2 separate regions of the Homo sapiens genome follow, and region 2 is linked to region 1. A link is a loop called in an ENCODE intact Hi-C map of the cell type or tissue named here. Cell type or tissue: heart left ventricle. All regions are shown on one strand. Each heading gives the region's core, and the rest is flanking DNA. Links, peaks and the distances in the headings are about the cores only.

Region 1 (12,201 bases), core at 1,890-9,889:
GGGATTTGACCTTGAGTGAGGGAGTTGTCTGCAGCCAACTGAGGCAATCCCAGAAAAGCCTAACAGGGGAAGCCTGTCAGCTGACAGCATGCCCAACAGGTGGGGGAACAAGTCCTTGAAGTGGGATCTAGGCCGTGTATCACGGTGTCCACATAGGCCATGTATCACAGTGTCCACAAAAGACCAGAGGCAGGTCCTGCTAAACAAGTGATCCCATGAATCTTTTCTCATGATTTAGCAGATCAGATCCCAGTACTGCTCACTGGTAATACAATATCCCAAACAGGCGGCTCTCATGCAAGGCCTCTTCTTCTCTGCTACTGAGAAACAACATGCAATCTTGGAAAATTTCAAACACAACACATCCAATTCAGGGGAGCACCAGAAAACCAGCAAACCTGCAGCAAGCGTGATGTAACTACAGTGTTGTACAAGCCACGACTCATGCATTAAGGTCAAAATGTAGATTTATTTTTGTCACTCCCTAACCCTTCCCAAAGTCTCCTCATAGCTCCAGGAACAAGCTCTACATTTATCCCACATTATCTCTTCCCTGCTCCCAAGGGTCTGTCCCTGACCAGGCAGTGCTCTCTCACACTCAAGGGTGCAGTGAATCTCAATCGGTCCACAGTCAGCTTTAGTTTTCTTAGGCAAGAATTGGGCCTCCTGAGGTTGCTACTGAGGAGAACACATTTCAAAGCTCTCCAAGTGGCTTTCCTAAAACTCTCCTCCCTAGGCTTGGAGCTGAACCACAGCACCCATTGCACAGCACAGAAAGGCTTTAGCTTTCTTCAAAGAAGTCTGTCTACGAGTCTCATCTCAAAGTTCTCCCTGGGACTTCTATCTCTGGTCTGGCTGAGGCAGTCAAGGGTTGAGTTGTGGAAAGGGGTCTTAAAACCGTTTGCTTTGGGTATCTGAATATATATGGTGGAGGCCTGTTGTATTCTGACTTTGATATCTTGATATCTATCCTGTGAGGCCTTGGTATCTCCTGAAGCAGGGAGGAGCCCCAGTAACACCTCCTTCTACACTATAATGAGTAAAGTTGCCAGTGGAATCTGGTGGTCAGTGAAGGGCTGTTGGACGGGCTGAGAGCTTGTGTTCAGATCCAGCTACCACATACAGAGTCTCTCCATTGCAATCTCCTTTCCGAGTACATGGAGTTCTTAGCTTCCATGCCAGCCAAATATCTTCTAAAGAATAATTTTCACTAAGTTAACATAAATAATCAGAGAAATTAATTGAATTTTTTCAAAAAAGGAAATTGTGATATTTTAGAAGTTTCTTTGAGCTCAAAAGTACTTTATAGAACATCTAAGTACACATCTTTATTTTATAAATAAGGAAATTGGTCTCCCAAGAGGTTTTTAAATCATCACTCATTTATTCAAAATATTATTTAGTGTGTACTCTTTGTCAAGTATGATACTGTGATATAAGAAATATATTTCACCTATAAGTGAGATCATGCAATGTTTTTCTTTCTCTGTCTGGCTTATTTCTTTTAGCATAATGTCCTCCAGGTCCACCCACATTGTGCAAATGGAAGGCTCTCTTTCTTTTTAAAAGCTGCATAATATTAGGTTGTGTGTAATGTACGTGACATTTTCTTTATTCATTCTTCCATCAATGGACATTTAGGTTATTTCCACATTTTGGCAATTGTGAATAATGCTGCAAGGAGCATAGGAGTGCAGGTGTCTTTACAAGGTGGTGATTTTATCTCCTTTAGGCATATATGCAGAAGAGAGATTGCTGGGACTTTCGTTAAATAAGTAAATTTTAGCTGTTCTTGTCATTTTGTTAAATAAGTAGATTTTAGCTGTTTTGTGTGTTCTTGCCATACACACAAAAGTAACTATAGGAGATAATATGTTAATCTGCTTCACTATAGTAACCACTTTACTATCTATATGTCTCCCATAACATGTAGCCCTCATATATATGAAATAAAATTAATTTTAAAAATAAAATGATACTAAAGAAGAAAAAATAGACATGTTTGTATGTATTTTGGTCTTGGTCCCCAGCTCCTGGCCTGAACTCCTAAAACCCTTGTAACTTCCTAAGTGATAAGAGTGATAGGAATATCTTTTATTATATTATTTGTTTTGTTTTGGGTTTTTTTTGCCTCCAATTTCTGAAACAGCTCTGGGGAGATAAAGGTGAAAGGAACAGCCTCTGTTGTTCTAACAAGCTCCTTTCAACCACATCTGAGGTTCTGTTCATCAGGCAACATCTGGAAAGCCCCTAAGCATGAGGCAGTGAGGAGGGGGTGGTTGCCAGGGGAATCAACCATGATTAAAGGGTTGGAAATTTCAGTGACATCCCCTGAACCCTGGGGGGAGGGAGAGGTGTTGAAGGCTGAGCTGATCACCAATGGCCAATGATTTAATCAATCATGACTATGTGATAGATCCTCCATAAATATGCTAACCAAAGAGGTTCAGAGAGCTTCAAGGTTGATGAACTAGAATGCATCTATTTGTGAAGAGGGTGACACCCCCAAATTCCACAGGGACAGAAGCTCCTGTGCTCAGGACACTTTTGGGCCTCACCCTGTGTATCTCTTCATCTGGCTGTTCATTTGTGTTCTTTAAAATTTCCTGTTTAATAAGTGAGTAATGGTATGTAAACTTTCCTTGGATTCTGTGAACTATTCTGGCAAATTATCAAACATGAGGAGGAGGTTGTGGGAACCTCTGACTTCTAGCCATGTCAGACAGAAGTTTGTGGCAACGTGGGGACTCGCTACTTGCAATTGACATCTGAAGTGGGGGGCAGTCTTGTGGCACTGAGCCCTTAACCTGTGAAGTCTGGGCTAACTCTGGGCAGTTAGAGTTAGAATTGAGTTAAACACTCACATTTGGCTCAGAATAAATCTCTTCAAATATTATCAGAGTTTGACTCTTTTCATCGACAATCCTTAGCTTCAAGATGTCAATTCTTGGTATTTGATTGAAATTCCTAATTAAGGAAAGACACATTCATTTCAGGACTTAATTCTTAGCTGAATGCCACCTTCCAGCAGACATTAAAGAGAAAGCTCTTAAAACTCTATAATACTGAGAAAAGTACTAGCAGAGATGAAGTGGTTACCTCAGATTCTGAAAATATTTTCTATTTAAGATACATTTTAAACTTCTTAGAAAATATGAATCACCAGATTTCTACATATTGCTATTGTTTATCAAGGCATCTGGAGAGGACTTTGTTAAAATCTTCTGCTTCCCTTAGTATTGTTAATATTAATTGAAACTTTTTGCAATAAAGTGCCAGTCATGAATATGTATTAGATGAATGTATACATGTCAATGGAACTCTGTTAGAAATGCACTTTTTTTCATTCATTGCCTGCTTTGGATGTTGTATAAAACAGTTTTCTGGGCTGATTATATGCAACATATACTGAGTTGATGAAATTGATTGGTATTTGCTCTTTTTCACAAGGAACTTATTTCAGCTAGCTAGTGAGGGTAAAACTATATGTATCTTTGCAAAACCATCCACATTTACCCTTTGAAACAGATTGTCTCAAGGATTCTGACTCCATCTAAGAATATATCCATATATTTGGAGCTATGCACCTTGGAATGTGTGACTTTCTGTCCACGCTTTGCTGGGAGAGCCTGATCTGAAGGGAATGTCTTAATGCAAGTGCAGGCTCAGTGATGTGCACTTGGGAGAAGGGAGGGGTCAGTAGAAACTTCTTGACAATGACAAGATGTTGAAATTTAAAAAAAGGATTTAAAACCACCGAAGTGTCTGGCCTCCTCTCTTAGTGAAAGTTGATTACCACAGATGATAATATTTAGTTATATTTTAGTTAAAATACTATTTAATTATTAATAAAATAGTAAGAAATGTGATTAAAATATGCTGGGCTGATAATATATTATTGGTTTCTGTTTCATTAATAATAATTTATAAAAATGGATGAATACATCATCTCAAATGAAGATATCAATTCCTGACACAAGAGGTTTCTTTATTCACCTTTGGCTGCTTCAAGGTTTAATAATAGAAAGCTAAAGAAACCAAGAGGACAGAAGACTTTTATCACCTTCTAAATTTAGGGCTTTGAATGATAAGGACTTTATGTGTCACAACACTAAACAATTTCACCTACAGAGTGCTACAGTGAAATTACCACTTATTTGGGGTCCCCGAGATAGCACATTTCATTTTTACCTTGTTTTATTTTACCTATTTCCTGGGAGCAGGCTTAGTCCTACAAGGGAAATACAAAAGCTCCCTTCACACTATGATATGAGAACTGTAAATAGCCCTGCCTGGGAAAACTGATCTTATCCAGAAAGTTTACTGGGCAGACATCTGTACTGTTACATTAACTATGACTACATAGAAAAGCTCCAGTCTAAAATGTGTAAATACCATCTGACCAAGGCCTTTGGGCCCTCCTCTCTCACTAACACCCTAGGAGACGTTATCCTCCACAGTTAAGATGCTGATTTCCTGATGATGGGATGGGAATGGAAAGAAACATGAAGGCCAATCCGAGGAAGCAGCCCGCAGATGAAGAGAAATCTATTTCCATTAATATTTGCTAGGGCCAGGCTTGCAGGGAAGAAACTGGGTTTTAGTAGTTTCTCTGCTGATCCGTACTCATTATCAGCTGTAACAGACAAAAGATGAAGATGGGAAAAAGAGAAAAAGAAATTTAAAAGATGCAAAGGCAAACCATCAATACTCAACTTTCAAGATACTACAAACCAGAAATTGTGTGAGGAGCTTCTAAGAGCTGCAGTTTCCTCTCTGATTCTGGAGAGAAGAACAGTTCAGGAGAGATCAGAGTATTTTCTCATTTAAAAATGATGTAGCAGTTGCTAACTCTAAAATATTGCTGGGAAGATAATGATGCTCATTTGCCTCAGAACCAGACAAAGTGAGATTGGACTCCAACAGGAGGACCCCACGGATCCTATACTGCTTTAGGTAATATCACAATTCCTATATTCCCTTAAATTTTATTTTATACTTTAAACACAAATGCCATTGAACATCATGTCTATTCAGAGCTCACTATTTTTCTGACTCCTCATCAAGCAGCAGAGTTAATGGATTTTGCAAATCAACTGCATCATATGGCAAAAAGATTCCTGAAGTTAGAACCAGAACTAGGCTTGGTTGATTGGTATTGATTATCTTTGTAACCTTTTGTAATTCATATAAACTCATTGAGTCACACATAATATGGTGAATATCCTTATCCACATTAAGGATTTTTTTTCATGAACATTAAGTTGGACCTGGTATTGAGCAGAATACTTAATAAGTTAAATACATTATGTTATAAAAGTTGGGTCCTCCCTAACTACAATTTAGCCTATAATCAAAGGCGGAACATCAGTCACTGACTCTGTCCTAGAGTGTGGGAAAACACTGGGAACATTATCAATCCATCCAAGTGTCCGAGAATAACAGAAACCCCCGCTTTCAAAAAACTCTTTAGAATGAAAAACGTCACATAGAATCACATCGGCATCTTTGAGGGGAGATTTTTCCTGCATATCCTCTTCTGAACAAATTAAGTAATAAAAAGTAAGGCAGATGGGAAATCAAAACTTCATCTTTATAACTAGAAGTGAAATTGGGAGATCATAGTTTAGTGGGAGAGCCTGGTATAGCTGCTGGCTGAACCCACTAATTAGAAACACTTACCCACCCAATCAAAAGAGCACTGAGGCAGATCTTTTGCCCTTTCACCCTTCATGGGCAGAGCGTGTCCCAGGAGGAGCAGAGCAGAATGCATGTTTCCTGTAAATGGCTTGCTTTCAAGAGAAGGGTAAAACTGGGCTATGTATGCTCAATGTAGTTATCCATAATTAACCAATAGAACAAATCACCACACCACTGCCACCTTGGGGTGAAATGAGTAAATGGCAGACAGAGACCAGGAGTGAGCATATTTTGTCCCACAATCTAGGACAGAGTCAGAGTCATTTAACTGTGTTCCCAGCATAGGAAGGAAACATCAAAAGTAGATTAGGAAACATCCCTCGTAACAATTCTCTTTTTGATCTCTTGACCCCTTGGGCTTAACTCTCAATCCCCCATGGGAAAGGGACCAACAATCCTTCAGGATATTTTTGTTCCCATCTTGAGGCCATTTCCTCAATAAAACCATTGTTCCTTCAACTGACTAGAGTTCATATTTATTTACAGTGTGTTTAGATAAAATTTATATACACTACAAACCACTTTTGTGTTTGTATTCTAAATTTTTTTCTGCAACTAAAACTGTTGCTTTTTAAAGAATATCAACAAATAACATTTCTCTTTTCTGCCCCAATTCTGAGTAAATTGAGAAATAAAACAAATAGTAAGGCAGATGGAAGATCAACACAGAGGTAGCTTAGTGATCGAGTCAAATGGGCTTGCCAGATGAACTCCAGAAGTGGGCACAGTTCCTTGCCCAGCCAGTGCCAATCCTGCAGGGAGAAATCCTGTCCTGGAAGAAATGGAGCAGAATGCCTGCTCCCTGATGGCATTTTATTTCCAAGGGGAAGAGGAGCTGAATTGGGCAATGTCTGCAAAGTCAGTCTCCCCAGGTCGATCAATTAGTACATCTTCTAATCCTACCTTTCATCTTGCCTTGGGGTGAGCAAAGGGGCAGGGATAGTCTAGAAATTATATCAGCTTCCTTCACAGAAAGAAAACAGCAAATACTAGGGAAAAAAGTGCCCCCACCACACTATTTTAATACTGTGTTTATTTAGAAATTTTATATATTTCATTTTTTCTCAAATTCCAGTGGTAATTCATGCTACTTGCAACAAGTAAAACAATATAATACAACACTATATACGGGCAAAGGTCATCACTGCTGTTCCCATGTGCCATTACAGCTCTTCCTAAGATGATCAAACTTGTCAACCTTTCGATGTATGTATCCTTCTAATCATTCTGATTTTTCCTTTTCTAAAATATTTTCTTCATTTTGTTAATAATGCTTCTGCTATCCATGGGTAGCAAACGTATGTTCCTTGATATTCTTGCAAGAAATAACAGTTATTTCCCAGTTTCTGTTGGTCAGAAACTCAGGCACAGTTTAACTGGGTCTCCAACTTCATGAATTGTCACAGGCTACAACCATGCTGTTGGCCTGGGCTACTCCATCTCAAGGCTCAAGTGAGGAAGGACCTACTTTCTTTTTTTTTCTTCTTTTGAGACGGAGTCTCGCTCTGTCACCCAGGCTGGAATGCAGTGGTGCGATCTCGGCTCACTGCAAGCTCCGTCTCCCAGGCTCACGCCATTCTCCTGCCTCAGCCTCCCGAGTAGCTGGGACTACAGGCACCCGCCACCACGCCCGGCTAATTTTTTTGTGTTTTTAGAGACAGGGTTTCACCGTGTTAGCAAGGATGGTCTGGATCTCCTGACCTTGTGATCCGCCGGCCTCGGCCTTCCAAAGTGCTGGGATTACAGGCCTGAGCCACTGCGCCCAGCCAGGAAGGACCTACTTTCAAGCTCACTCAAGTTGTTGCTGGAAAGAAACAGATCTCTGTAGGTTGTTTGTTCCTCCCTGGCTGTTGCCTAGAGCAGCACTCTCTGACCTTTTTAGCACCAGGGACTGGTTTCATGGAAGACGATTTTTCCATGGACCGGGATTGTGGGGCATGGTTTTGGGATGATTTAAGCATGTTACATTAATTGTGCACTTTATTTCTACTATTATTACATTGTAATACATAATGAAATGATTATACAACTCACCATAATGTGGAATCAGTAGGAGCCCTGAGCTTGTTTTCCTGCAATGAGATGGTCCCATCTGGGGGTGATGAGACACAATGACAGATCATCAGGCATTAGATTCTCATAAGGAGCAAACAACCTAGATCTCTCACATGTGCAATTCACAGTAGGGTTCATGCTCCTGTGAGAATCTAATGCCACTGCTGATCTGACAGGAGGCAGAGCTCAGGTGGCAACGCGAGTGATGGGGAGCAGCTGTAAATACAGATGAAGTTTCACTGCCTCCTCCGCTTCTCACCTCCTGCCATGTGGCCTGGTTCCTAGCAGGAAACAAACAACTACTGGTCCATGGCCTGGGAGTTGGGGACTCCTAGTCTAGAGGACTTCAATACAGCAAGCAAGCAAGAAGAGTCAAAGAGAGCAAGAGTGCTAGTAAGACAGAAGTCACTATCTTTTGTAACCCAGTCTTAGAAGTGGTAGCCCATCATTTTTGCCATATATTTAATAAAATTCAAAGCAAATCTCTAGGACCAGCCCAGACTCAAGAGAAGGGAATTGCACAAGGGTGTGAATTCCAGGAGACAGAGATTATTGGAGACGATATTAGAAGTCAGTCTACCACACAGCCCTAAAACATTGTTGCTTCATTGTTTAAAGCAGGCGTCTTTGGCTTCCAATTTTAGTGTCTTACCATTCAGAGTAATACTTGTTTTTCTTTCATAAATAGTGTTTATCTATTCTTATATAACTTAGAATTTTTACATTAAGGATACCTGTTGCAGACCATTAAATACATTTTCAGCATCTATTCGTGTAATCATATACTTTTTCCTTTAATTTAAATGAATTGAGTTAGGTTGACAGATTTCCCAATAATAAAAATAAAATAAGACTTGCATTCTTGGAATATGACTCCACTTAGTCATAGAATATTAATCTTTTGCTATACTGTTGATTTTATTGGTGGCTTTTTATTTATAATTTTTTAATCTACATTTAATACAAATAATTGTTTATAGCTTTCTTTTGTATATTATCTTTATAAAATTTGATATTCAACTTAAGCTGGATTTATGAAAGGAATACTTAGTTTTCCATCTTTTTCTGAAGTTGAAAATGGTTTTAACAAATGATAGAATCATCTGTTATTTTAATGGTTAGATAAAATTCAGCCTTGAGCCCATCTGGTTCTGACATCATTATAATGGAAGTAGTTCTTCAATCATCTTTTCATTCTCTTCTATGGTAATTGATTTAATCATGTTTTTTATGTGTTAATTTAATTTAGGCATTTTATATTTTGTCAAGAAGTTTTCTATTCTATATTTTTCAAATTTGTTACTCTGGAGTTACATATTATTTTCTAATTCTTATCTTTCCAAATTATCACACTTCTACTTGATTTTCTATTCCCCGTTTTATAATCACATTAGATGCCAAAGTTCTTTTGGGAATAAAGTAGTGGATAAGTATACACACACCTACATAGATGCATAAATGCATTAATGAATCAATCACAACACCCTGGTCTATGGGATCCAATATGTAGCATAGTACTTAGCACATGGCAGTTCACTGAGAACTACTGAATACATAAATCACCTCATACCTGCTGTATTAGTCACCTCAGGCTGCCATAGTCAAATACAACCAACCAAGTGTCTTAAACAATAGGAATTTATTTCTCACAGTTCTGGAGGGTGGGAAGTCCAAGATCAAGCTGCTGGCTGATTTGGTTCCCTAGTCAGGGCTCCTTTTTTGCAGCCTTCCTGCTGTGTCCTCACATGGTAGAGACAGAGAGAGAGGAAGTAAGCTCTGTAGCATTTCTTCTCATAAGGGCACTAACCTCATCATGATCAGGCCCCACTCTCCTGACCTTGTCTAAATCTCATCACCTCCCAAAGGCCCCATGTCCAAATATCACCACACTGGGGATTAGGCCTTCAATATATGAATCTGGGGGTGACACAATTCAGTCCATAGCACTTACATTACTACCTAATCTTCATGTTGTGGGTTTGTGTCTTCTAAAAAAGTTTCTTTAAGCCCTAATCTGTGGTACCTGTGAATAGGACCTTATTTGGAAATAGGACCTTTGCACATGTAATCAAGTTACAATGAAGTTATAGCAGATTAGGGTGTGTCCTAATCCAATGAACGATGTCCTTAAAAGAAGAGGGAAATTTAGATGCAAATATAAATAGGGAGAGAGCACAATGTGACCACAAAGGCAGAGACTGGAGTGCTTCATCTACAAGCCAAGGAACACCAAGGAGCGCCAGCAACTGCCAGAGCTTGAAGAGAGGCATGGAACAGACTCTCCCTCAGTGCCTCCAGGAGGAAGCAATCAAGTCGGTATCTTGACTTCAGACCTCTAGCCTCTAGAACTATGAGACAATAAATTTGTGTTGTTTCAAGCCACCTAGTTTGTGGTACTTTGCTATGACACCTCTAGGAAACTAATATACCTCATGTCTATTGTCCTTAATTCTAGCTGTTCTACCTTTGAACTATTCAGCTTAATTCAGACAGAAAAATCTTTCCTAAAAGTTATTCACATGATGTCCCTTCTTTGTTCAAAATGACAAATGATACACCATTTCCTCCAATTATTACTAAATGCTTGTTTGCCTTATTTTCAAGATCTCGAACAGTTATATATTTTTCCATGCTTTCCTCTTTTGAACCAAGCTAACTTTTTACTGTCCCCAAACACTCCACATTCTCTTCTGCTTTCACGGTTTGCTCCCTTCATGCAGTCTCTCTACCATCCTTCTGTTGAAATCACATGCTTTCTTTAAGGTCAACATTAAAATTAAAATCAATCTTTTCATTTATCATGCCAACACTTCTTATCTCTTTGCTTTGAATTCAAAGAAACGCTATCATCTATACCACAAAATTTGGCTTGTTATTAAATATTGTAATTACAAGGGTTTTATCTGTGTTTGTCTTGATGACTACTCTTTAAGGTGAACACCATTTTATACTTCTGAGCATCTTTCATTCCTAGCACAGTAATAAGATATGCAAGAAAGAGTTTCTAATTAATGTGTGCCCACCACATGCATACTAAATATTGTTCCCACCCCCACATACATAATAAATATTGCATTTAATCATACATGCATAAGTCCTGGCTAAAGACAACTCTGTTATGACCTACTTCATTAGTAATGCCTTTGTCCTAAATTTTTTGCTACTTTAGAAAAACTCAGAGGAAAAGAAGCTTCATTTAGTCAAAATTCAAAACAAGATCTCAGGTGTGGGGATGATCCAGCAGGTCATTTTGAAAGTGCTCTGGTTTGAGGTAACATAGTGTTTCTTTCACAAACATAATAATCCATTATAGTCAGAGAGCACGATATGGAAACAGAATTTCTCTTCTGTCATTCATGGGAGTCGAGAGCTACCTTGTAGGAGATGTGAACTATCTGCTCCTATGTCTGTCCCTAGTTTATGCCTTTGACAATAGTTATTCAGTATCTGGAAAAGTGATTATCTAGATTTTGCCTCTCCCCATTGACAGTCTAATCACTGGCAGTTTCAAATGAAACTCAGCACCTGTGCTCACGTTAACCACTACTGCAGCCTCCTTCCTGATGGATCTGTAGTGTTCTCTCCTTTGCTCACTCAGCTCTGACCACAGGGCCAACCTGCTGCTCCTCAAACTTGCCCACGAGCACATGCAGTTCTCTGACTGCAATGTTCGTTCTCCACATATCCTTAGTCTCCTTACTTCATTCAAGTCTCTCCTTCAATGTCACCCCCTCTGTGTTAAAATACAGTGTATTAATAGAAATGTGGAGGTATTGTAAGGGCAATAGACCAGGAGGTAAATTCCACTGAAAGGACAGTTTGTTACTCACAGTTGCCAAGAACAGGGGCATGACCCACCATGGTGGACCCAGCGGGGAAACACTAGGGCCAATCAGGAGGCAGAAGGTTGTGGGGACAGCTGTGGGTAAAAGCTTCTATTACAGTGTCCAGGGGAAGGGAAGCAAGTTTAGGATGGACTAGTTTGAATAATTTCAGTGGGGTTGTCCCTAGTTATCTGGTGTCTGGCCCTGAGGTGATGAGAGCAGATGGATAGTGGACTAGAATATGACAAACGATAAAGGAGGGGGTTAGGGTCTGGGATCTGGATTCCTTGGTTTGGATTTGGAAAGCACATCCATGAGTTGTTTACTATCTCTAAGACTTGGCTATCCCTGAGAGAGGCAGTCCCTCCAGGATCAGCCAGGCCCCAGGGATGAAAGCATCAGAATACAGAAAATAAAGGATGCAGTTAAGGCAACCCTCAAAGAGGCATTCCCTTATACCTTAAGGAAGCATCTCACTCCCCACCACCAGTCTCCATCCTCTGCTCTTTTATTCGACTTTATGGCACTTCATGGAATGTATCTGATAAATATTTTTCACGTCTTTCTTCAGTAGAATAACTTCATCAGAACTTACATTTCAATGCAAGTCAAAACCACACCA
Region 2 (12,201 bases), core at 1,441-9,440, 62 kb before region 1:
CCTGGAATTTCTTAATTTATATTTCCATAGAACATATGTCATACCCTTAGGACCTCCCAGGAACCATCACTAATTAAGGCTTTTTAATAGGCCAACTGTAAGTGCTGATTTTCATTATTTATTTCCTAATTTATGCTGCTTTCCAGCAAGAAAATTGTCATGTTATTTAGCAAAGAAGACATTCATCCCTCTCCTTGAAACTGTTGGATATGGAAGTTCCTAAACTGTTTACCACCAGGGATGCCTTTTAGAATATGTTTTTCATTAGCCCTTAGGTATTTGAAAGATGCTGTCTAGCAAACAAATCATATTTATAAAGTAAAAAAATAGACTTCTATTTTTTATTAATTTGATGTAATATTTGCTCTTAGCCTTAAAAATTAACTGATCACCATGCACAATCATGTTTGATTAATCTAATTCCAATCAAAATCAAAGGAGTACGACATTTCAGTTATTCTGTGAAATCTTACTGAGGGGGAGTGTATGATGCTTCTTTCTTTTTAAACAATATTGAAAACAACTTTTGGACTCATTATTTCTTAACAGAATCTTGTGGAAAAGACTACTAGTATACTGCAACCACTTGAGCCTTGCTTTTCATTGCATTTTTAATTGCAAATCTTAAGGCATTCAATACCAAAGTGTTTTCTTTCCCAAGCCGAGAATGTGAACCCCCATTTTTCTTCATGTATATTAACATTTTAAGTGGAAATTTTGATTTATGAGTCTCAAACCCTGAAAATAAATTGGTACCTATTCAGCAAATCAAACCATCATTTACAAAATTACTTTGTTCTTGAAAGAGGTATGTCAACAATCCCAGTACCTAGAAGTAATTGAGAGTGTTTTGTTTCTCTTTGAGAATAACGGTGAGTGACAACTTTATGAAAAAGCTACCAAGGGTGTTCTTATCTACCTAAATTCTAATGCCTTAAAATAGAAGATATTAAAATTATGTAAAAAAAGTCTATTTAATAAACATATCTTGAGCTTCATCTAATGAGCCACAGAACATTCTGAGATACAGGTGGGGATATGATAGATGCAAACCCTGTTCTTGTGTATATTACATGAAACAAATAATAATACAAATAAGCATGGTATAAATTGCTACAATATATAGGAAAATTATAACAAATTGCAACATGAAGGGAAAATATAGTGTGCAATGAGGGATTATAACAAGACAGCCTAATTTAAATGGATCAGAAGGCCCCAAGGAAGTGTCATTTAAGCAAACGTTTTAAGTGGTAGTAGATTTCAGTTGGAGATGGACAGGGGTGGGAGGGATTTCCAGGCAGAAGAAATAGAACCTTTGAATGCTGCATGGTGCAAACAAGCTTTCTTTACCCGCTCTGTGCCCTCACCTAGAGCACAAGAGCCAGATGGGTACTTAGGGGACCTCAGGAGATATGAAACAATTACAGTGAATTTATTTCTGTTAGGGTTGTATTTGCCAAAATGATTTCAGCAAAGGGTGACTCACTTACAGTAAACATTTTCCTTTTGACAGTATCTTAAATTAGATTCTGAAGAAGGACGTGACAAAAGAAGACTAAGTAACCTGCTTCAGCCACAAAGAATGCACAAACTCCTTAGTGCACACTGTGTTACAAAAGCAAAACCCATTAGCTTCAGGAAAAACAGAAAACCAATCATGATGATAAAAAATTTAAATATAACTATTTCTTTTCCTCGTATATTACTAGTGAGCCACACAGGTATTCACTTTCAAATCATCACTACCAGAAAGGTCTCATGATTCATTTGTGTGTTCATTTCCATTTCTTATTTTGACTAAGGAAATGAAATGAAAACATTCGGTTGTCAGCTTCATTCTGGTTCATCATTGCCTCTGGAGTACTCTGAGGATGACGTAGTTTCCTTAGCACCAGCTAAAGCATCCTCTTTAGGAAGGACATGACCCTAATTATAGATGTCACATATCTTCAATTTAAAAGTTAAATTACAGAGATCAGTGCTAATATTTATAAAAGAAAAGCAGCACAAAGCTAATGCAAGTAATATTTTCAGTGTATGGTATTTAAAAGACACTTCCTCATCCCCTGAAAACCTCAATAGACTTTACTGTCCCACACTTGAGCCATTTATAGCACACTGTTCACTTCCTGAGAGAGGAGTAACTCTGCTAAGCCATAGGAGTATTCCCTGGTTAAGGAAAGGTTTACTAAAGAGAACTTCCTGAGAGAGGAGTAACTCTGCTAAGCCATAGGGGTATTCCCTGGTTAAGGAATGGTTTACTAAAGAGAACTTTCTGAAATGTATATGTGCTTTCTAGTGGGATTCAGTCTTACCATTCCTCATACCTCACTTTAGACAGTTAATCTCCTTTTTAGACAAATAAGTTGCCAGATATATTTAAGGCTGGGAACCTAAGACCTTATAAGGCACACAGAAAGAAACATCCTTCTCAACTGTTGCTATGCTGTTGTTGCACTCCCTGGGGAGTTCATAAATTAATTGCAAAATATCTACAAATGTAACATAGGCAAAGTACGTATTTTGCACATAGATATACACTACTATTTTTCCAATGTGCATAGGCCACAGCGATAAAATACATTGCCATTTTCAATAATTACTGAATTCATAATATTCTATTTTTTCAAACAATATGTAGAAGGAACATTATTATTATGTCATCAATTCTGATGATCCAAATATTTAGAAATTAGTACAGTACTACATGTTGAGTTGATTGATTATAGCAGTATTTTTTTCAGGTTTTGATCACACAGCACTAACAGTTTTTAAAAAAACTGAGCTCATACAACTTAATATATGTATATTAATAGACAACATACATGCACTGCTATACATATATATTATATAATATATACACATACATGTTGTATATACACACACATATATACACACAGCCAATAATATTTTGGACAACAACAGCACATATGATGGTGATCCTATATGATTTCAGTGGAGTAGAAAAACTCTTATTGCCTAAGGATGCCATAGCCATCATAGCATTGTAGTATAACACATAACTCACAGGTTTATGGTGGTGCTGGTGTAAACAAGCCTAGTGCACTGCCAGTCACATAAGAGTATAGCACACACAATTATGTACAGTACATAATACTTGATAATAAACAACTGTGTTACTGGTTTATGTATCTATTAGATTGTTTATCATTATTTTAGAGTGTACTCCTTCTACTTTTATATACTTTAAAAAGTTAACTCTAACACAGCCTCAGGCAGGTCCTGCAGGAGGTATCCAGAAGAAGGCCTTGTTATTATAATAGGAGATGACAGCCCCATGCATGTTATTGCCCCTGCAGACCTTCCAGTGGGACAAGATGTGGAGGTGGAAGACAGTGATATTAATGATGCTGACCCTGTGTAGGCCTAGGCTAATGTGTGTGTTTGTGTCTTAGTTTTTCACACACAAGTTTATACAGTAAAAAAATAAGAATAGAAACAAGCTCCTAGAATAAGGATATTAAAAATATTTTTATACAGCTGTACAATGTAATTGTGTTTTAACCTGCTATTACAAAAGAGTAAAAAAGTAAGGCCAGGTGCGGTGTTTCACGCCTGTAATCCCAGCACTTTGGGAGGCCGAGGTGGGTGGATTACGAGGTCAGGAGATAGAGACCATCCTGGCTAACACGGTGAAACCCAGTCTCTACTTAAAAAATACAAAAAAATTAGCTGGGCGTGGTGGCGGGCGCCTGTAGTCCCAGCTACTCGGGAGGCTGAGGCAGGAGAAGGGGGTGAACCGGGGAGGCAGAGCTTGCAGTGAGCCGAGATCGCACCACTGCACTCCAGCCTGGGTGACAGAGTGAGACTCTGTCTCAAAAAATAAATAAATAAATTAATTAATTAATTAATTAAAAGTTTATAAAGTAAAAAAGTTACAGTAAGCTAAGGTTAATTTATTATTGAAGAAAAAATATTTTTATAAATTTAATGTAGCCTAAGTATACAGGGTTTATAAAGTCTTTAGTAGTGAACAGTAATGTTCTAGGCCTTCACCACTCACTCACTGACTCATCCGAGAGCAACTACCAGTCCTGCAAGCTCCGTTCATTATAAGTATCCAATAAAGGTTTACCATTTTAAATATTTTACACTGTCTTCACTACACCTTTTCTATGTTTAGATAAATAGTGATGTGCCACATAGTAACATTTCAATCAATGAAGAACCACTATAAGACAGTGGCCCCAAAAATTATAATACTGTATTTTTACTGTACCTTTTCTATGTTTAGATATGTTTAGAGACACAAATATTTACCATTGTGTAATAATTGCCTACAGTATTCAGTACAGTAAAATGCTGTACAGTTTTGTAGCCTAGGAGCAATGGTGTTTAACACTAGGTGTTTAGTAGGCTGCACCATCTAGTGTGTAAGTATACATCATAGAGTGTAAGTATACTCTGATGTTCACATAATGACAAAATCACCTAATGCATTTCTCAAAATGTATCCTTCTCGTTAAGTGATGTGTGATAATATATATATAATATTATATATAATGTACTTTATAAAAGTTCTGTAAAAGGAAGTTTAAAACAATTGGCTAAAAATAAATGTATGTGTTAAAAATTTCTTCCAGCACCCCTGAAATCTGGTGGCTTCGTTTTGTAAGATCATTGACAGAAAGAGGGAAAGATATTTAAGGGCTGTCTATAGAAATAAGTGGAATTATGTCATCACTTCCTGGGAGAAACTGTACAGGTCAGTCAGACCTTGTGTAGAGGGCTGTTGGTTACTGCTGACTTGTTCAATTTTTTACTGACTCTGGCCTTTAATACAGCAATAAATCACAAAGTCACACATCCACATTGTCTTACCTGCTAAACATATCAGCACTGCTGGAAAGAATTATATGCTGGAAAAGGCAAAAACTACTGTCCGGGTGCCCCATAAAAACTGACCTGTATTTGGAGCAACCTTGGCAGCCTGCTGCACCCTTTGATTGCTGTTCACACTTGACCATGGCTATAAGGGCTGGGTCTGTTATAGACACGGCAGAGTGAGCAGTGTGTGCTTAAACTGGTCTCAATGAAGACACACTAGGGCTGAGAGGGACATGCCTGGCATGATCTCATACTATGAAATTTCTTACAAGGACACTAAATCCGGTTGGTATAAATTTGATTTATCCATTTTCAAGTTTTGGAGAGAGGGAACTATTTTATAACCTTCAAGAAACTTGACAGTGGTGTTATGGGGGTGTTCCTAGTTGTAGAATGCAAGGAGCTATCACTAGATGGGGGTGGGGGTGGGGAGGTTGAAAAGCCAGGGGACCAGGAAAAAGGGAACCTGCTGCAGAGGTTAGCCACAGAGGCAGCCAGGAAGATGAAAGTTTTGAAAGCTGATTCACCAGGACGAGTGGACTCTTCCAAAGAGTTTGACCCAACGTATGGACCAGAGGAGGAAAATGACTTAGAAGCAGGAGTCTTAAGATAAGAAGGCTCTTCTTTTTGATATGGTCAGGGTAAAGGTCAAAACAATGGGAAAATGAGAATACCCAAGTAAGATCCCTAGCTAGTCTTTTCTGGCTGGCGTTGGAGCTATGCCAGGCTTGCAAAAAAGCTTGGGAAGACAGGAAGCAAATAGACTTTCTCATGTTGGTTTGTCACCAAATACGGATGGTAACTGCTAATGTTATGGGAACTGTGATCACTAGGGGATACAGCAGGAAATAACTCCTCATTTGCAGATCACAGCCACTGCCACATGCAACTGACCTCAGACTCAAGGGTGAAAAATTGGGTTTGTCAGGGAAGGCCAAGTTATATCTGCTAGAAAGAGTTTGCATGCTTAGAGATTAGGGCTCCTGAGCGATTACCTAGGTTCTGTTTCACGCCTTCTGGGCATTCTTTAAACTCAAAGAGCCAAGAGAAAGATAAGACTAAGGAAGATAAAAGAACTGACTTGGAAAAGGTCTGGCACTTCACAACAGATCCTGTCCTCAGTGGGAAGTGACAAAATCTCTCGGTAGGCAGAAATGTTGGGACCACTCAACAGGGGAATCGTAACATTTAGGACAATGAAACAACACATATTAGGACAAAATTGGCCGTCAAAAAATAGCTTCTCAATGCTTCTAAAGAAGTGGATGCAAATTTTCAAATAATTACTGGTTTTTATGTATCAGGATTTAGCCTTAGTGAACAAATCTAAAGAAATTTAATTAAAGGAATTAGATGCTTACAGAACCCTTAAAGGCTGAGTATGGAGGATTAACTCCAAGAATAATACCACAGAGCTGCTCCTCTGGGATAAGAACTACCTCTAGCACCATCAGGGAGGGTGGGAGTCAGGAAGTTGCAAGAGCAACTGATGACCACAAGACCATCATGTCTCAGCCACAATCTAGGAAGCAAGGACCCAACTCCAAAACTGTTAGCTCCAGAATGACACCTAACCTCCCAGACTACCTCAGAAACACAGGTGCTTGTACGCCTTTTTCTCTTCATTTGACTTGGTTTCCAATTTGAATCATGCACAGGTACATCTGAATGGGAGAAGTCAAATCATTTAATATAATTAGAGCTTTTAATATTTTGCCTGATTTTTGTAGGAAAAATTATATAAGTAAAAGGAATATTATTATTCTGGTAGTGTTATAGTGTTTTAATAACAAATACATTAAAGAAAAATTAAAATGACAGTAACAAAACCACACTTAAAATTGTCCTTAATTAAAAATATGAAAAATAAAGAGATATAAGTAGGGTGTGGGGAATATTGAGTGAGAATTATCAAATAGGGGGATGATTATTTTATAGGAGGTAAAGCTCCAACTAGAATTTTAAAAAGGATTTGTTGAGCTAGTAGTAAATGTTACAGTACCAGTCAGACACACCTTGTGGAGGTGGCATTTGGGTGCAGCTAATGGGTTTTTTGTTTCTTTTTTAATTTTTGAGAGGGAGTCTTGCTCTGTCGCCAGGCTGGAGTGCAGTGGTACCATCTCAGCTCACTGCAACCTCTGCCTCCCGGGTTCAAGCGATTCCCCTGCCTCAGCCTCCCAAATAGCTGGGATTACAAGCACGTGCCACCACACCCAGCTAATTTTTTGTATTTTAGTAGAGACGGGGTTTCACCATGTTGGCCAAGACAGCCTCGATCTCCTGACCTCGTGATCCGCCTGCCTTGGCCTCCCAAAGTGCTGGGATTACAGGCATAAGCCACCATGCCCGGCCAACAGGTTTTATCTGTCAATAACTCTGGGCAATGCACTGCTGGCAATAGATCATGTGATTACACATTTGCATCACCTTGCCTGCTTTTCTCATCACATGTGGGCTGAAAGGAGTCATGGAATGAAAAAGGCAAAAACTTGCCCTTCTAGTATTTGTAGAAAAAAAATATATAATAAAAGCATCAGTATTCTTCTGGTAATATTATAGTGTTACGTTGTAACGGCAAATAAATACAAAGAAAAATTAAACAAAATGACAGTGACAAAACTATAGAAGAAGTTCTCTTTAATTAAAAATATGACTTTTTTTGTTATATCTTTATATCTATCCCTGGGTTTCAAGCATTACATAGTACCAAAGTCTTCAGTATGGCCAGAGTGGAGGAGAAAAAAAAACTCAACAAAAATGCTTGCCACTTGGAGTGGATGCAGGAGTGGGCCATACAAGTCCCACCTTCTGGATCAAGGCAATTATTCCCCCAGTGGCCAGGAGTATTAACTAGAGACTTCCTCTTTGGGAATTGCCCTCCAGTGAAGGCAGCTGCCTTGCCCAAGGTCCTACCCTTTCCGGGGGTGTGACTGGCAGTCCACATGCAATGACTGGTAGATTCAGTTATACAAAAGTCTGACCTCCTTGCCTCAATTCTGGACAAATCTGAAAGACCATCCCAGCTTCAGAATTCCCCATGGAATTGGCTGTAGTCTCTGTTGCAACCACCTTGCAGTTTTCCCCTTGCATTCTTCCCTATCTTGCCACCTTGCTTTCTTACAAATATTCCCAAGAGCACCCCCAATAACTCCAGCAATCCGATCTTCAACTCAGAGTCTGGTTCCCTGAGAATTCCATTGAAGATATTACACAAAACTCAGGATCGTTTTAGTGATGTCAAAGCTTCAAGAAGACAAAACATGAATCTCCGCACATGGCTCTAGATAATATATCTTTATCCCATTCAGAATATTCTATTGTATCTGAAGGGTTGGCTGAGTTACCCCACCAGGGTATATTTAAAGAAGAAACAGAAATTGGGAGGAAAGAAATATGAGTGAGCACCAAGAAGTCGACTGTCAGCTTCAGATTAAGAGGCCATAGCTCTTTTAAAAACAAGAACCAGCCAGGCACAACGGCCCACGCCTGTAATCCCAGCACTTTGGGAGGCCGAGGCAGGTGGGTCATGAGGTCAAGAGATCAAGACCATCCTGGCCAACGTGGTGAAACCCTGTTTCTACTAAAAATACAAAAATTAGCTGGGCATAGTGCCGCGTACCTGTAATCCCAGTTACTCGGGAGGCTGAGGCAGGATAATCGCTTGAACCTGGGAAGTGGAGGTTGCAGTCCAGCCTGGTGACAGAACGAGACTCCATCTCAAAAACAAACAAACAAAAATCAAGAACCATCCTCCTATTTTTCCATGCCCTCTCTCCTAGCCTTCAATCTACCAAATAGGGAAGGAACTTAGATGGAAAAGAGATGGGAGAGAGACTCAGGGTGTATGAGATTGGTCGAGGTGAAAACTCCTGAAAGTATCGCCTGAAGGCCAGCTGCAGACAGAGGAACAGCCTGATTCATTAGGGAGGATGACAGAAACCTAAATGAGAGGACGCATAACTGAGAGTAGTCTCTACTACTCACTAAAATTTCTCATGGAAACCAAGAAAACTTGTGACAACCCAGAGTTTAGTCCTAATGGTTTTCTCCTTTGATACCACTTCTGGAATTGTTGGAATGGACAGAAGCAACTAGAAAAAGGAGAGTCCCACAGGCATCAATGTTGGCACTCACTGGCAGTAACAGCAATGCTTCAATCAACTCCATTTGGAGCATCAGGACCACTGAACACCAAGAGTATGAGGAATAGCTTAGTATTGCCATAGGGATTCAGAAACCTGGGTAGATTTAGATAGGACCGGAACTCCAGGCATCTACCTAGATGGGGTAAACGAGGAATAAATTGGTGAGTGCCTATGTTCTTACTTTATTGTATCATTACACTCTGGGACTGCTAGGTGATACCATTTTACCCCTGATAGGAGAATCTTAGAGGTTCATCTCTAACTGTTTTGACTGACCTGCCTGCAAACTTTTGGAGGCTTAATCAGTGCGGACATGGGACCAGAAAGATGATTGTTCACAAGTTCACTTTCTCTCTAAAGCAATTGTCAACATGGCAGTTTATGCTACCTCTCAAATTCCAACTGCTCAAATGGTGATTCCATTGCTGAAGCCAGGATTAAATTTACAAATTGCATGTTGCTGCTGGATGGCTACACCCTGGATGGGCAACAGCAGAAAAAAAAAATTTTTTTTTCTAAGAAAGGATTTTTCTCTGTCACCTAGAGCTGGAGTGCAGTGGCATGATCACAGTTCACTGCAGCTTTGAACTCCCGGGCTCAAGCAATTCTCCCATCTCAGGCTCCCAAGAATCTGGGACCAAAGGCACATGCCACCACACCCGGCTAATTTTTGTATAAATTTTTAAATAAATAAATAAAATAATTAAAAGGCCAGCCAATTTCTACAGTCTTGGAAAGCAGTGGCTATGACCCCCAAATAGAAGCAAATCTTATCAGTAACGTTTTTACTACTTAAAAAAAAAAAAAAAAGACCAAATTCCTGACTTGTAAGCAATGAGAAGTGTTACAGAAGCAATGGGGAGTTAGGTAGTTGGCATCACAGGCTCTGTGACTATTTTGGAGCTTTATTACTTGGAACACATTCATCTAATTGCAATCAACTTTCTATAAAATACAAGCATAGCTTCTTGAAGAGAAGAGTAAACATGTGTAAGTTGAAGGGGCACATAAACAGAACCAAGAAATATGAAACATACTGGGAAGAACAACAAGAGCATCCTACCTGAATGTGTACCCTTGCTGCTGTCCTGGAGCTGTTCCCTGAGCTGCACTGTGTGGACCGACATCACTCCCTGCATCCTCTCCTTCCCCATGGGCCTTACCAACACACCAAACAGGAGTCATTGCTTGGTGACTCCTTCTTACTTTCTGATTACCTGTTTCTTTGTGTCTTCTCTGTACCTTCTTGGAGTGCTCAGAGTGTCTCATTAGACTTTTACTTTGAGCTTGTGGTTGTCAATCCCCTGCTGATGACAACTCACTTTGGGCTGGTAAGGTGGGCCACTGTTTGCAAACTCATGGCACAGCAGGTCTGGATAAAAGAGGAAGTTCTGTGTGCAAGTGAGAAATGGGCAACATGCGCAGAGGAGAGGCTGCTGATAGATTGCCTCTCACACTAATTAGCTGGACAACTTCAGAGAGCACCACAGCACCTCTGGGGGGCCTCAATTTCCTTCTGTCTAAAATGAAAAGGTAGGTCTTTTAGGAGTCTCCTTAGTGCTAACATTGTATGACAGAAGACTGCTTTTTTAAAAGTTCTTTTATTATTATTATTATTATTATTATTATTATTATTATTATTATTATACTTTAAGTTCTGGGATACATGTGCAGAACATCCAGGTTTGTTACATAGGTATAAACATGCCATGGTGGTTTGCTGCACTCATCAACTGGTCATCTACGTTAGGTATTTCTCCTAATGCTACCCCTCCCCTAGCCTCCCACCCCCTGACAGGCCCTGGTTTGTGATGTTCCCCTCCCTGTGTCCATGTGTTCTCATTGTTCAACTTCCACTTATGAGTGAGAACATGTGGTGTTTGGTTTTCTGTTCCTGTATTAGTTTGCTGGGAATGATGGTTTCCAGCTTCCTCCATGTCCCTGCAAAGGACACGAACTTATCCTTTTTTGTGGCTGCATAGTATTCCATGGTGTATATGTATATGTGCCACATTTTCCTTATTCAGTCTATCATTGATGGGCATTTGGGTTGGTTCTAAGTCTTTGCTATTGTGAACAGTGCTGCAATAAACATACGTCTGCATGTGTCTTTATGGTAGAATAATTTATAATCCTTTGAGTATATACCCAGTAATGGGATTGCTGGGTCAAATAGTATTTCTGGTTCTAGATCCTTGAGGAATCACCACACTGTCTTCCACAATGGTTGAACTAATTTACACTCCCACCAACACTGTAAAAGCGTTGCTATTTCTCCACATCCTCTCCAGCATCTGTTGTTTCCTGACGTTTTAATGATCACCATTCTAACTGGCGTGAGATAGTATCTCACTGTGGTTTTGATTTGCATTTCTCTAATGACCAGTGTTGATGAGCTTTTTTTCATGTTTGTTGGCCACATAAATGTCTTCTTTTGAAAAGCGTCTGTTCATATCTTTCTCCCAGTTTTTGATGGGATTTTTTTTTCTTGTAAATTTGTTTAAGTTGTTTGTAGATGCTAGATATTAGCCCTTTGTCAGATGGATAGATTGCAAAAACTTTTTCCCATTCTGTAGGTTGCCTGTTCACTCTGATGATAGTTTCTTTTGCTGTGCAGAAACTCTTTAGTTTAATTAGATCCCGTTTGTCAATTTTGGCTTTTGTTGCAATTGCTTTTGGTGTTTTAGTCATGAAGTCCTTGCCCATGCCCATGTCCTGAATGGTATTGCCTAGATTTTCTTCTAGGGTTTTTATGGTTTTAGGTCTCACATTTAAGTCTGTAATTCATCTTGAGTAAATTTTTGTATAAGGCATAAGGAAGGGGTCCAGTTTCAGCTTTCTACATATGGCTAGCCAGTTTTCCCAACACCATTTATTAAATAGGGAATCCTTTCCCCATTGCTTGTTTTTGTCAGGTTTGTCAAAGATCAGATGGTTGTAGATGTGTGGCGTTATTTCTGAGGCCTCTATTCTGTTCCATTGGTCTATATATCTGTTTTGGTACCAGTACCATGCTTTGTTGGTTACTGTAGCCTTGCAGTATAGTTTGAAGTCAGGTAGTGTGATGCCTCCAGCTTTCTTCTTTTTGCTTAGGATTGTCTTGGGTATACGGGCTTGTTTTTGGCTCCACGGGAAATTTAAAGTAGTATTTTCTAATTATATGAAGAAAGTCAGTGGTAGTTTGATGGGGATAGCATTGAATCTA

The links. A loop is a pair of places that touch in the nucleus more often than their neighbours do. Peaks named below come from ENCODE experiments on the same cell type or tissue, not always from the same donor. Only the 100,000 strongest peaks of a DNase experiment are listed, where the experiment ranks them.
Region 2: a loop joins it to region 1, with 2.1 times the contacts of the local background. A loop is called at or near these places in 3 of 110 quality-filtered maps.

What each region holds. Positions count from the first base shown.
Region 1 is chr13:39,257,274-39,269,474 of GRCh38, forward strand. It overlaps LOC107984579 (a long non-coding RNA gene), which reads right to left and starts at 3,890. Exons shown (of 3, transcript XR_001749843.1): 1 at 2,865-3,890. RefSeq lists a silencer at 5,925-5,974. In heart left ventricle, for the core only: a CTCF peak has its summit at 5,892 (motif pointing left); no DNase peak of the experiment used is centred there; H3K27ac peaks cover 2,657 bases.
Region 2 is chr13:39,195,693-39,207,893 of GRCh38, forward strand. No RefSeq gene overlaps it. Among named protein-coding and RNA genes, the nearest start is that of NHLRC3, 160 kb to the left of the region's middle. In heart left ventricle, for the core only: no CTCF peak of the experiment used is centred there; a DNase peak (open chromatin) is centred at 5,569; H3K27ac peaks cover 2,542 bases.